Linked DNA regions of Homo sapiens: region 2 is linked to region 1. A link is a contact called in ENCODE Hi-C or POLR2A ChIA-PET data. All regions are on one chromosome and are shown on one strand. Each heading gives the region's core, a stretch centred on a gene start or an enhancer-like site at or near the end of the contact. The rest is flanking DNA. Distances are from core to core; before and after follow the strand shown. Region 1 overlaps PRKCB (protein kinase C beta). Region 2 overlaps PRKCB (protein kinase C beta).

Region 1 (6,734 bases), core at 378-2,877:
AGTCTTGCTCTGTTGCCCAGGCTGGAGTGCAGTGGTGCGATCTTGGCTCACTGCAACCTCCACCTCCAGGGTTCAAGCGAGTCTCATGCCGCAGCCTCCCAGGTAGCTGGGATTACAGGCACACAGCACCATGCCTGGCTAATTTTTGTATTTTTAGTAGAGACTAATAAGGTTCACCATGTTGGCCAGGCTGGTCTCAAACTCCTGACCTCAAGTGATCCACCTGCCTTGGCCTCCCAAAGTGCTGGGATTACAGGTGTGAGCCACCGTGCCTGGCCCTCCTTGAATTCTCACAGTAACCTAGTGAGGTAGGTGTTATTATCCTCTTCTTGTAACTGAAGAAACTGAGTCAAGAAGAGATGAACTAACTTGCTCAAGGTTCCACTGTCGATAAGTGGAGGCCCAGGATTTGAGTCCAGATCCTCTGGTTCCAAAGCACACATTCTTAACCACCATGCATCTCCTGTCAGAGATTTGTGGGTGTGGAAAGGTCCTTGCAAATCACTTGTCAGTAGTACAGGGTTTCATGAGATCTACACCTGGGCTGGGCACGCCTGTTGGTTTTTTACTGACAACGCATAATTTTTCGAGGAGTGGTAATCAGAGGCAACCGTTCTAGTGACAGTGATTCAGGCGTAAACACTTGGCTTTGGCCCAGAGGTTGCACTGTGTGAGACCACAGGTGAACACTAGAATGTTTACACTCTTCCGGAGTCTGTAGGTGGATGCCAGGGACAGAGAATGAGATTGTAACCCAGAGAAAGAAAGAAAAGAAAGAACGAACAAACAAAAGAAAGAAAGAACGAACGAATGGACAAAAGAAAGAACGAATGAAAGAAAGGGCCAGCCCCTGGGGCCTCCTTAGATAAGGAAGAGAAAGGAGACCTTGCCTCAAGCTCAGAAACTGGTTAAAACACGAGCCCAGTCACCTAGTGATAAGCAGTGCTTGGTTCTATTAACTCTGACAACATAGTACTATCTTGGGCAGAGCTCTTTGGAGAAGCAGGTTGGCTAACTGGCCAACCTCAGTTGATTCTCATGGTCTTGGAACTTTCCTGGGGGTCCAACTTCCTCCGTTCTGCCCCTCTTTTTTCTCTACCTTCTATCGTTTTATTCTTTGTCTCCTTTATTTTTCTTCAACAAATATTTTTGAGCACCTATTGTTAACAATTCAACCAATATTTATTGGGTGTTTGCTCGGTGCCACTTACAGTTCTAAGTGCTGGAGATACAGCAGTGAACTAGCCAGACAAGCTGTCATAGAGTTTCCAATTTAGTGGCAGTGGGGTAGTCCAGTAGGCATGAAGCCAGGCAGGTACCAGTTGTTGAGGTGGTGGTAGTTCCACCCAGTACTAGGAAGATAACATTCTTATCCCCATTTTACAGATGAAGACACTGAGGCAAGAGAGCTTAAATTAATTGCCTGAGGTCTCACAGGTAGGCTGGGATCTCTGTGAGATCTAGGAGTGCCAGAGCCACTTGGGTCCAGCCACCCACACCTCTTCCCTGTGCCTCAGGCTGGGATGACACCCAGAGCCTCTCCTTTCTCCCTCACCTGGGCCCAGAGACCACCTCCTTCCCTCTCCTTGCATTGCTGCTGCCCATGCTAACCGAAGGAGCCTCGCCGTGGGGCGGATGTGGCCTCCCCAGTGGCCCACTTCCTCCTGCTTCTGCCAACAGCAGCATTGGCCCCTATGATTTGAATTTTTTTTTTTTTTTTTTTTTTTTTTCTGTTGATCCCTCTAGCGGCACCAGATGTGGGTGGGGTGGAGGGTGGGTACACCCACACTCCCTTAAGCCTGGAAGTAACCTAGGTTCCAGACTCTGTGTGTCCCTGAATGGTAATAGTGACTCTCTTCTTAGCTGTCTGTCCCACTGGGTCCTCCCACTCCCCAACTGGTGCTCCTGCTTTTCCTCAGAATGGGGGACATAAATCTCCTTCTAGTCCCAACCCATTGTCAGGCAGGGCTTCCTCCTGGAGGGCTGACTTCCCAGGACTGGGCCAGCTAAAAGCTAAGCAGTATGGGTAAGAGCACGGGGTTCTGGAGTCAGACAGACCTAAGTTCAAACCCCAGTACTGCCGTGGACAAGCTGTGTGGCCTCAGACAAGTTGATTAACCTCTCTGAGTTCCTTTTAAAATAGGCTGAGGTCTGTAGGGATAAGGTACCTGAGGTCTTAGTGCCTGGCACAGAGTAAACCCACGTGTTGGCTGTTTCCATTATTGGGTAGAACAGAGGGGCCTCCTGGCATCAGTGGGCATTTTGGGCCTGCTGCTGTCTTGTCTATCTAGGCCTTGGTTTTGCCTTTCAGGCTGGTGCCTCTTTGCAGTTTCACTTTAGCAAGTGAAACTTTATTTTTCCTGTTTCTCCTGATCTGTTTCCTCCTTATTTTCCATAGTGAATAATCACACATAAGCCTTTCTTTTCTCAGGGCAAGGTTGCTGTCTGTGAAGGAGTGGAATGCCTGAGCATCCCTGGTAGGAAAGGAAGAGTGACCAGCATCAATGGGGTACTCTATTCCCTGAGTAGCAAGCCCTCTTCCCGCCTTGTCCCTGGCTCCCACACCTGTTATCCTGCCGGCAGTCATCTCCAGTATCCCAGAGGAGCCATAGGGATGGGTGTTTGAATATAAGAACACTCTGCAGCTCAGATATGCGGCATTACTTTTCCTGTTTGACTCAGTTCTGCAGAGGGTTGCTGAGTGACTGTCATGTGCAAAGCACGTGGGAGGAAAGATGAATAATGAGAGCAATCGAATGCCCATTCCCTTGCATCCAGGGTGCTCTACTAGACCTGCGTTCTTCCATCATTCTTTCAGCCCACGTGGTTGCCAATACTGGGAGTTATCAGTCTTTTCCATTTTTGCCAATCTAATGGATAAAATATCTTGTATTAATTTGCATTTCCCAGATATTCATGAGATTAGGCATACGCTTTTTGGGCACTTGTATTTTTTTCTCTGGGAATTCCCTCTTCGTATTACTTTGTCAATTTTTCTAGTGGCTTTTTTATTTGAGACAGGGTCTTCCTCTGTCACCCAGGCTGGGGTACAGTGTCCAGATCACAGCTCACTGTAACCTCAACTCCAGTGATCTTCCCACCTTAGCCTCCCTAGTAAATGGGACTACAGGCACACACCACTATGCCAGGCTTTTTTTTTTTTTTTTTTTGTAGAGACAGGGTTTTGCCATGTTGCCCAGGCTGGTCTTAAACTCCTGGGATCAACTCATCCTCCCAACTTAGCCTCCCAAGGTGCTGAGATTACAGGCATGAGCCACTGCACCTGGTCCCCTGTCTTTTTTTTTTTAATTAATTGATAGTAACTCTTTATATATTCTAGATGCCAATCCGTGATTTAGTCTAAAAATAAATCCCCTTGGTCTGTCCTATGTCTTTTCTTTTGGTTTATGAAATCTTTTGTAATACAGGAACGTCACACTTCCACAGTCAAATGTGTCAGTCTTCTAAATAGATATAGGTACCTTGTATATACTCCTTGATATATCACATTGATTGGTGGTGACCTGTTTGTCTCCCTGGCTGTCAGACTGTGAGAAACTTGAGGGCAGGGGCTGTACTTTATTCTTCTCTGTCTCTCTAGGGACTAGTGCAAAGCTGGGCACAGAGTTTTGTGCCTGAATGAGTTTTTTTTGTGTGTAAACGTGGTATAAAACAGGTCTTGTGACTGAATGAGGGAATGAATGAAAAAGCCCTGTCCTGCCCTCCCTGCAGAGATGGGGTCTGCTGCAGAGATGGGAGTGAGTCAGGGAGTGAATCACAAGCTCTTCCGTGGCTCAGCTGACATTTCAAAAGCCCTGAGCAGAGAAGCCCCCCTCATTCCAAGAGAGCCTCCGCCTCTTTGAGCAGGCACAGTGAAGCTCTGCTGATTATCAAACTCTGTGTGTGTATGTGCACGCACGTCAGGGGTTTAGCAGTTAAAACTCTTAGTGCTGCATATTCTGCGTATGTGTGAACAAGGCTTTAAAAAATCTCTCAGAGGACCTGTGTATGTGTGTGGGTGCTGGGGGCTGCATAGAGAGAGAGTTAAAAGAGATGAGGGGGTGTTTAGAATCGTTGCAATGTATTGCATTTGTTTCTGGGAGGGTGGGGCGACTGGAGGGGGTTAAATAGCTCCCAGAGGCGCTCTTGTGAGCGGAGCTTCCTGAAATCTCTTTATCTGTGGCCACATGCTGTTCTTGGTTGTCCACGTGGTTCCCTGGTGTCCCTGTTGCTGAAGGCACTTCTGTTTTGTTCTTGGAGGCTTGGCTTCTCATTGCCATTTTCTAAAGCAGTAGAGAGTGCCAGTTAGATTGTTAGACCCAAATAATCTGAAATGTGTGAAAAAATAGTAAATATTTACTGTACCTTTTGTGGAACAGGTTATTGCCATGGAAATGCACTGTACACGAATCTGGATGATGGAGGGAAGCTGGCTCAGGAGCTATGGGAGTGTTTGGATACCATGCCGCCTGAATTGGCAGGTTTAGGAGTGAGTGCCGTGGGTTTAGAATCACAGTGTGGTTGGGTGAGGCTGAAACACTTGGTCCCCAGTCAACCTGTACTGAGAGGGGCATTTATTCATTGCTTCCCACATGCAGGGTGCTTCCTAGAGCATTCTCCATGCATTATTGCGTTTAATCATCATGCCACCCCAATGAGGTGCCATTATCCTCCCTGTTTTACGGAGACACAGAGTGTTTGATCTACTTGCTTGAAGGTACGCAGTCAATGAATGGCAGAGCCCCCTGACTCTGTTCTCTGGAGCTTGATCCTTCCCTGCTCAGCTGTTTCTCTCACTGTGATTTACCCTAGAGAAAGCTAACCAGCTGTCTACCGGGGTTTTATTTTCCAATATTGACTTCGGGGCTGACATTTAGAAACCATCAACAATTTCCAGCTTCTCTTGAAAATGTGCACAATCTGGCTACTGTGTGGGGCTTCCCTAGTGGCTGCTCCCGAGCAGCCATCCAGGTTAGCCGGGCATCAGCTCTGCAGTTGGCGCTGGGCATCCTCCTGTTGCAGCTGGGGAGAAAGCATGGGGTATCACACCCAGGGGCTCCTTGAATTAATTGAGAACTGTCTGTTGAGAGCTCCTCATCCTGTTAGACTTGACATTTAATTTAGCTGTTGTTTTCATTTGCCAATTAGAGCTTTTGAGATTCTTTTGATTTTCTTCCTGTGGTCTCAAGGAATTTGTGGGTGGTTGAGTGAAGATCTTCATGGCAGGAAAGGAAGGCTGCAACAGGAGATGTAATGCGTGAGCACATTCATTCATTCATTCATTCATTTACTTGTTTATTCATTTGTTCAACATATTCATTGAGTATTGGATGTTGAAGTTACAACAGTGGAAGTATGGCAATAAATAAGACAGACCCAGTCACTGCTCTCAAGGAGCATATAGTCAAAGAGGGCAGTCAGACATCAACTATGATGCACGTTACAGGGAAGGCATCCATCTTTTTTTTTTTTCTGTGTCACCCAGGCTGGAATGCAGTGATGTGATCTCAGCTCACTGCAACCTCTGCCTCCCGGGTTCAAGCGATTCTCCTGCCTCAGCCTTCCAAGTAGCTGAGATTACAGGCACCCACCACCATGCCCGGCTAATTTTTTTTTAAATTTTATTATTATTATATTTTAAGTTTTAGGGTACATGTGCACAATGTGCAGGTTTGTTACATATGTATACATGTGCCATGTAGTAGAGACGGGGTTTCATCATGTTGACCAGGCTGGTCTTGAACTCCTGACCTCAGGTGATCTGCCCACCTTGGCCTCTCAAAGTGCTGGGATTACAGGCATGAGACACCACGCCTGACCAGGGAAGGCATCGATCTTAGACTGACTTAGTGGTGTCTAGGTCTCTGAAGGAGGTGTCAGAGAAGGTCTCCTTGGCTAATCTTTGTGACCACCGGAGCTCTGTTAGTTTCATAAGACATAAGTCTCAGCAACTGTTGCAGAAAGACCCTTCCTCAGTAAGGATGATGGGCTCCTCGGGCTCTTGCCCTTCCCGTCCTGGGAGGAACCTTCTATCAAGAGCCATGGCTAGTCATTTCATCCATTGGGAATGAGCTTACTGGCTCCATTTATGAGAGTTAGTTTAGACTGAGGAGTAAAGGAGGAGTGAAGGAGTTTGGGAGTTGTCAGTGATAAGCATGCACATTTGGAGTTGACAGGACAGCATGGACACTAGAGCCTGAACACCTTAGTTCAGCTTAGCTGCACTGCCTATTATGTGATACTGGGCTGGTTTCTTAACTGTTCTATGCCTCAGTTTCCCCATCTGAAGTTGGGAATAAAATACTCATCTCATAGGGTTATTGTGAAGAGTAAATGAGTCAAGCTGGGTGTAGCGGCTCATGCCTGTAATCCCAGCACTTTGGAAGGCCGAAGTGGGTGGATGGCTTGAGGTCAGGAGTTTGAGAACAGTCTGGACAACACGATGAAACCCTGTCTCTACTAAAACTACAGAACATTAGCTGGGATTACACATATGCAGGTGTGTAATCCCATGAAACACATTTCAAATAATTGCTAAAATTTTTCAAGCTGTGGCATAAGAGACAACAGTCCTGAAGAGGACTGAAAGGTCTTGGGATGCAGGGGAGCTTAATGTATTAAAAGGTGACATTTTGGATCAGTAGGGAAAAAATTACACACAGGTGTGTGTGTAATCCCAGCTACTTGGGAGGTTGAGGCACGACAATCACTTGAATCTGGGAGGTGGAGGTTGT
Region 2 (5,984 bases), core at 2,071-4,570, 85 kb after region 1:
CAAAGGGAACAATCATCTGTCTTTGTCCTTCATTCCTTCCACAACTATTTATCCAGCACCGTTTCTGGGCACAGGGCTCCAGCGATGGTCCCAACAGGTACAATGACCTCTGGGGACCAAGTTCAGTTCTTGGTGAGTTCTCCAGTGCCTCTCGATGTAGGATGAACCGTTGGCATGCTCCACTGACGCTGGCTCCTTCTGTTGTTTCTCTTGGCTCCAGGACCCCCGCAGCAAACACAAGTTTAAGATCCACACGTACTCCAGCCCCACGTTTTGTGACCACTGTGGGTCACTGCTGTATGGACTCATCCACCAGGGGATGAAATGTGACAGTAAGTACTTTTTCTCTCTGGGGGCATCTGCTGATGGCAGAAGCAATGGGAAGGGCTGCTTCCACTTGGTTTGGGGTCCAGGTCTGCCATACATTCCCCCCTGTCCTCGTTGGGGCTGGTGTACCAGTTATCTGTTGCTGCATAATGATCCTCCCACCCCAAAACACTGTGACTGAAGACAATAAACATTTTTTTAGCTCATGACTCTGCAAGGCAGTTCTTTGAATCTGGGCTGGCCTCAGCTGATGTCACGCATGTTCATAAAGCATGAACTCATGGTTCATGGTGGATTAGCAGATGGAGGTGGGCTGGGAGCTGTCTGGGCCATGGTGGCCTCACCCACATGTCCTGGAGGATGGCTGGCTGTCATCTGGGTGATGGTGATGACCAGGCCACGTGTCTTTCCTCCTCAGTGGGCTAGGCTACCTAGCCTCCGTGCATGCACGGAGGTCACAGGGTCCTGAGTTTCTTAGGAGGGCAAGTCCCATTGGCAGCCACACTTCAAGTCTCTACTTGTGTCTTTTGCTCCTGATCCACTGGTCAAAGCAAGTGGCATGTGAGATGCACAGTCACAGTGTGGGAAGGGGCAGTCCATGGCTGTTGACACCCAGAGGCATGAACAAATCATGGGCATTTCTGCAGCCATGCACCACCACTGTTTTCAGCATTGAGATGTGGGGCTGATGCATTCTTTGCATGGAGAAGACCTGTGGCCCTGCAGCACCCACAGGTTTGTGCTGGAGGAGGAAAGAGCATCATTCTCTGGCCAGGATGTGGTAGGAAAGGCAGGTGGGGTAGGACTCCTCTTTATGAGGCCAAGGCCCGGATGGCCTGTGGGGCAGGGGAGCAGACAGGCTTTGAGAGCTATGGCCACAAAGCTACAGGGACACTGGAGGTGCTGGTGGCTCCCACAGACCTGTTGGTCTGCAGCAGGCTGGGTGTCATGAGGCTAGTGGTACTGCTCTCCCAAGGGTCCTGAGGCCCAGAGGACAGAGGGAGAAAGTCATAGGGCAGAGAGTGACAGAGAGGACTGTGAGGGTGAATAAGGGTGGTAGGGAGCAAGACAGACAGCAAGAAACACACATGCATAGACAGACACAGATGCAGGGGAAAGATGGACACATGCAACCCTAACACAGGGAGGAATGTGGGGCGTGGAAGCTACAGAGAGACTCAGCTAGAGAGAGACTCAGGCAAAAGGAGGGACAGGCAGACACACAGACCAACAGATAAGCCAGGTGCAGTGGTTCACTCCTGTAATCCCAACACTTTGGGAGGCTGAGGCGGGTGGATCACCTAAGGTCAGGAGTTTGAGACCAGCTTGGCCAACGTGGCAAAACCCAATCTCTACTAAAAATACAAAAATTAGCCAGTCAAGGTGGTGGGTACTTGTAATCCCAGCTACTTGGGAGGCTGAGGCAGGAAAATCACTTGAACCCAGGAAGCAGAGGTTGCAGTGAGCTGAGATCACACTACTGCACTCCAGCCTGGGTGACAGAGTGAGACTCTCAAAGAAGAAGAAGAAGAAAAGATAAAATGATTGGCATGGACACAGAGAGAGACGCCATTACACAGGCTCATGCAGAGGTATAGAGATGGAAAGACCAGAGACAGAGACAGAAGCACACATGGAGAGCCACAGAGAGACACGGAGGAGAGAGGCAGAGAGACACAGTTGGAGAAAGGGAGAGACAAAGAGGCCAGAGACAAGTGCAGAGAGTGGAACAGACCGATTCACAGACACGGCCAAGGCAGTGAGCCACGTGCAGAAGTGGGACAGCAGAGACAAGAGACATGCAGCAACGTGGAAACAGAGAGACAGACACAGAAACATGGCAAGAGCCACAGGGGGACAGTGAGGTTGGAGCCTTCTGCCTGCAGGACACCAGCTCCTCTTACCACACATGGGGCCCTAATATAGGGACAATGTCCCTGCCTCAGAGACAGTGGTGGGTGGGAGCTCAGGCTGGTGCTCAGGTCCCAGAGGGCTCTCCCTTCCCTCCCCACAACTCATTTCTAGTTTTTGTAATAGGCCTGCTGCCTCCTGGGACTTGGGTGGTCTGAGAAGGGTCCCTTGCCCCCAGATCCCTTGAAATAGGGGCCCATGGGGTGACTTGGCCTCTCCTTCTGGCTTCTCCAACTGGAACTAGCGTCCCCCTGGAGAATCCTGGGTGCCTGGCACACCTTCCTGGAGTGGGGCATTATTGCTCAAGACCTAGAAGAAATCACCCACCACATTGAAATAGACACAGATACTCTACGGAGGAGTGCGCAGAGGGAGTGGATATCCTATAACATGAGAGATGGCCGAAGGCCAAATTCAGTGTATAGGCACATTTTATCCACCCTGCCCTGGCTCTAAATCTTTTTCCTTGTAATTAATTATGGTGGACACTATGGCCAGCCCAGACCCCCTCTTCATGGTCCCACCCCATCCCCTAGCTGTGGTTCACAGCAGTGCCCCATCCTGCATAATTGCCCAAGATAATGCCTCTTCCAGGGAGACCAGATGATTGTGGTGCCCAGCCCTCTTGTCTCAGTTTGGAACAACTCTGAAGGGTCATCTCAGCTCTGGGCTCCCCCTAACATCAGCTTTGATTGCATCCACGTGGCAAACGAACTTCTCCCCACAAGAGCACTCCCCAAAAACCTTGTGCTCAAAACTCCCCGTCTCAGACTCTTTCCAGGGAGCCCAACCTATTAGCTGTTAATATTTAAAAATCAGAGCTGTCACGTACACATCGAGATTCCTGCATACGTTGAGAAATGGGGAATGTTTTTGCTCTGTTTCCCACTTGGCTTGGCCAAGTCCCTGCCACCCCCTTAGCTTTCCTCACTCATGTGACCAGCCAGCCTGTGAGCATTGAAGTTGGTGACTCTGGCTTCAGAGCCTTAAGGGGTGTGGGGTGTGCTTGCTTCAGACTGCACCCTTGGCTGTGGGTGGGGAACAGACAAGTTCTACCTCCTTTGCCCATCAGGGTTCAGGGGGAAGAGTTGGAAAAGCCCTTCTGATGAGATCCTGGCAGGCAAGTTGGTCTCAGCCAGGCTCGTGTGTCTCAGCTGTCTCAAAGGAGGGAAACAGGAAGGGCTCAGCGGTCTTGGGTGGGGCAGATGTCTGCAGCCCCCAGCCTGGGCCAGCCTAAGCCACATCCCCTCTCTCTGCCCTCACAGCCTGCATGATGAATGTGCACAAGCGCTGCGTGATGAATGTTCCCAGCCTGTGTGGCACGGACCACACGGAGCGCCGCGGCCGCATCTACATCCAGGCCCACATCGACAGGGACGTCCTCATTGTCCTCGGTAGGTGGCCCTGGGGCTCCACTGGCTCCTGACCTTGCTTGACCTGTGTGATTGAGAAGGGGAGGGTGGCGGAGGGGTGGGGCAGTCCAGTGGAGGGGTGGGGCAGTCCAGGGACGGGGAGGGGGTGTGGCACTGCTTCTGCCCCATGCCCTGCCCATGACAGCCCCTCCCTGCAGCAGGGGGATCTTTAGAAACTGTACACCCTCAAAGCTTCGTCCATCAGCACCCCAGGCTGACTTGGGTTCAGAGAGGAGACGTCTGAGTTCCTTGGACTTCTAACTTCCTCAGGATCCTCCACTTCCCTTCTCTCCTTCTCATTTCCCACTCTTTTTTAGTAATCTTTTGGGATGGGTAGTTGCATTTCCTTTACTCAGATAGCAGAGAAGGGAAGCTTGCTTCTTCCGCAAACTTTTCCAGCAGGAAAAATGGAGTCTTGATGATAAACCCCAGATTTGGAGAATATAATATCTTGGGAAGGAGGAGGGTTGGAGGGTGCAATTCAGGGGCTTTCCACATATTTGAAATATTTCTTTCTTGAACCTGATGGTGGCTATGCTGTAATTTTATTATTCTCTATATTTTCTGCATGTCTAAAATATTTCATGATAATTAGAAAGCAGGATGGTACAGTCTCCTGGGAGATGCAGTGAGAGGAGGAGCTGCTGGTGGTGGTGGTGGTGGTGGTGGTGGGGCTGTCACTCATGTATCCCAGCATTCAAGACATACCTGGCTCTGATATGGGAAGTTCAAGCAAAATTGGAACTCAGCAGCACTGGCTTGAGGAATACTCAGCCATAAGCCCCGGTATAACCAGCACTGAGCTGGCTGGGAGTGGAGCTAAAACTTTGCAGGAATTTCTTCTCAAAGGCTAGTGACAAACTACTGTGGACTTTATATATCTAATGAATATAAATAAGGGTTTATGAGTTGGTAACTCAGGAAATTGATCATGGAAGAGATTAATTTTGCAAAAATTAGTGTTTCTGAGGCCTCAGACTGGTTCAGTAGCTCTGATGCATTGAGCCCTGGGTTGCGGAGGGGCTTTACGTAGATTGTGTAAAAGCTGAAAAATACTTATCCCTGTACAATATAATTCTTTTAAACTTGAGATTTCGTGAAGCCCAGTGAGATTTTAGAAAATGTGCAATCCATTGCATTATGTTTTCCTCCAAGTGGTCGCCTGCCTCCCAGTGTGATGCTTGGGGGCCCCAGGGGAAATCCCGCAGTTTCAGGTTCAAGGGAAGCCAGTTTTCCCCACTGATTGAGGTTCCCGATGCTGGTGAGACAAATATGAGACTCTGCTTCCCTCTGGTGTCATTCTGTGGGAAATACACTCGTTCCAAAGCATGACTGCGGGCAGCCAACATTTATGGGCCGCATGGGATGTGCAGTGCTCTAAACCTTACGTGTTATCTCTTTCCACCTTCACAACATTGTGAAATCTCTATTATTCTTGTTTGAGAGGGAGACTCCATCTGTTGCCCAGGCTGGAGTGTGGTGGCGCCATCTTAGCTCACTGGAACCTCCACCTCCCGGGTTCAAGCGATTCTCCTGCCTCAGCCTCCTGAGTAGCTGGGATTACAGGCGCCCACCACCACGCCTGGCTAATATTTGTATTTTTAGTAGAGACAGGGTTTCACCACGTTGGCCAGGCTGGTCTAGAACTCCTGACCTCAAGTGATCCGCCCATCTCGGCCTCCCAAAGTGCTGGGATTACAGGTGTGAGCCACTGCGCCCAACCTTCTATTATTCTTGTTTTATGAACAAAGAAGCCACGGCTCAGAGAAGTTATATTCCAAGAGCTCACACCATTTGCAATAATAATAAAACAATAGCTAAGATGTGTTTAGTTTTTAAAATGTGTTAATCATTGTGAAAAGCACTTACAGGCAGTATCTGATTTACATTGTTTCAACAACTCAAATGAGTTAAGTTATCATTCTACCCATCAGAAAACACATTTCCTCACCTAGGTCTGTTTGACTCAAAAGTACTATATAGTAGGTTACTTTTTTGTTTAGTTTAGTTTCGTTTCGTTTCTCTATGCCCTCCACCGTATTTATTCCTTTTGTGGTTTGGCTAGGGCACCTCCTATGGGCATTCCTTAGGGAGTCTTTGTTCTGATGTGGTACAGTACAATATTTCTTCAAGTTCAAGGTCAAAGTCTTCCCCCTTAATCATAGATATGCTGTGAACTTTGAGAACCTGGATCACAAGCCCCCGCTTCTCAGGACACACTGATAGGAGGTGTATCCATTTGCTGTGGCTGCCATAACAAAATACCACAAACTGGGTGGCTTAAGACAAGACGTTTAAAAAAAAAAAAAAAGAAACGAAAAGAAAAAGAAAAAA

Evidence for each region. Hi-C counts contacts between places; a loop is a spot of excess contacts on that map. ChIA-PET counts read pairs that join two places held with the same protein, here RNA polymerase II (POLR2A). Pooled maps may share reads with other maps.
Region 2: a loop to region 1 is called in a pooled map, with 4 times the contacts of the local background. The contact joins two enhancer-like sites. A Hi-C loop is called at or near these places in 1 of 37 single-sample maps with no recorded cell type and 3 of 50 pooled maps. POLR2A ChIA-PET finds 5 or more read pairs at or near these places in 2 of 52 experiments (Panc1 and common myeloid progenitor, CD34-positive).

The regions. Positions count from the first base shown.
Region 1 is chr16:23,948,429-23,955,162 of GRCh38, forward strand. All of the region lies in intron 2 of PRKCB (protein kinase C beta), which reads left to right. Among named protein-coding and RNA genes, the nearest start is that of PRKCB, 120 kb to the left of the region's middle. Within about 2 kb of position 1,628, at least 9 of the 41 ENCODE cell types and tissues checked have a DNase peak (open chromatin) inside an H3K27ac peak, as active enhancers do.
Region 2 is chr16:24,031,916-24,037,899 of GRCh38, forward strand. It overlaps PRKCB (protein kinase C beta), which reads left to right. Exons shown (of 17, transcript NM_002738.7): 4 at 221-332; 5 at 3,504-3,632. Among named protein-coding and RNA genes, the nearest start is that of MIR1273H, 170 kb to the right of the region's middle. Within about 2 kb of position 3,321, at least 6 of the 41 ENCODE cell types and tissues checked have a DNase peak (open chromatin) inside an H3K27ac peak, as active enhancers do.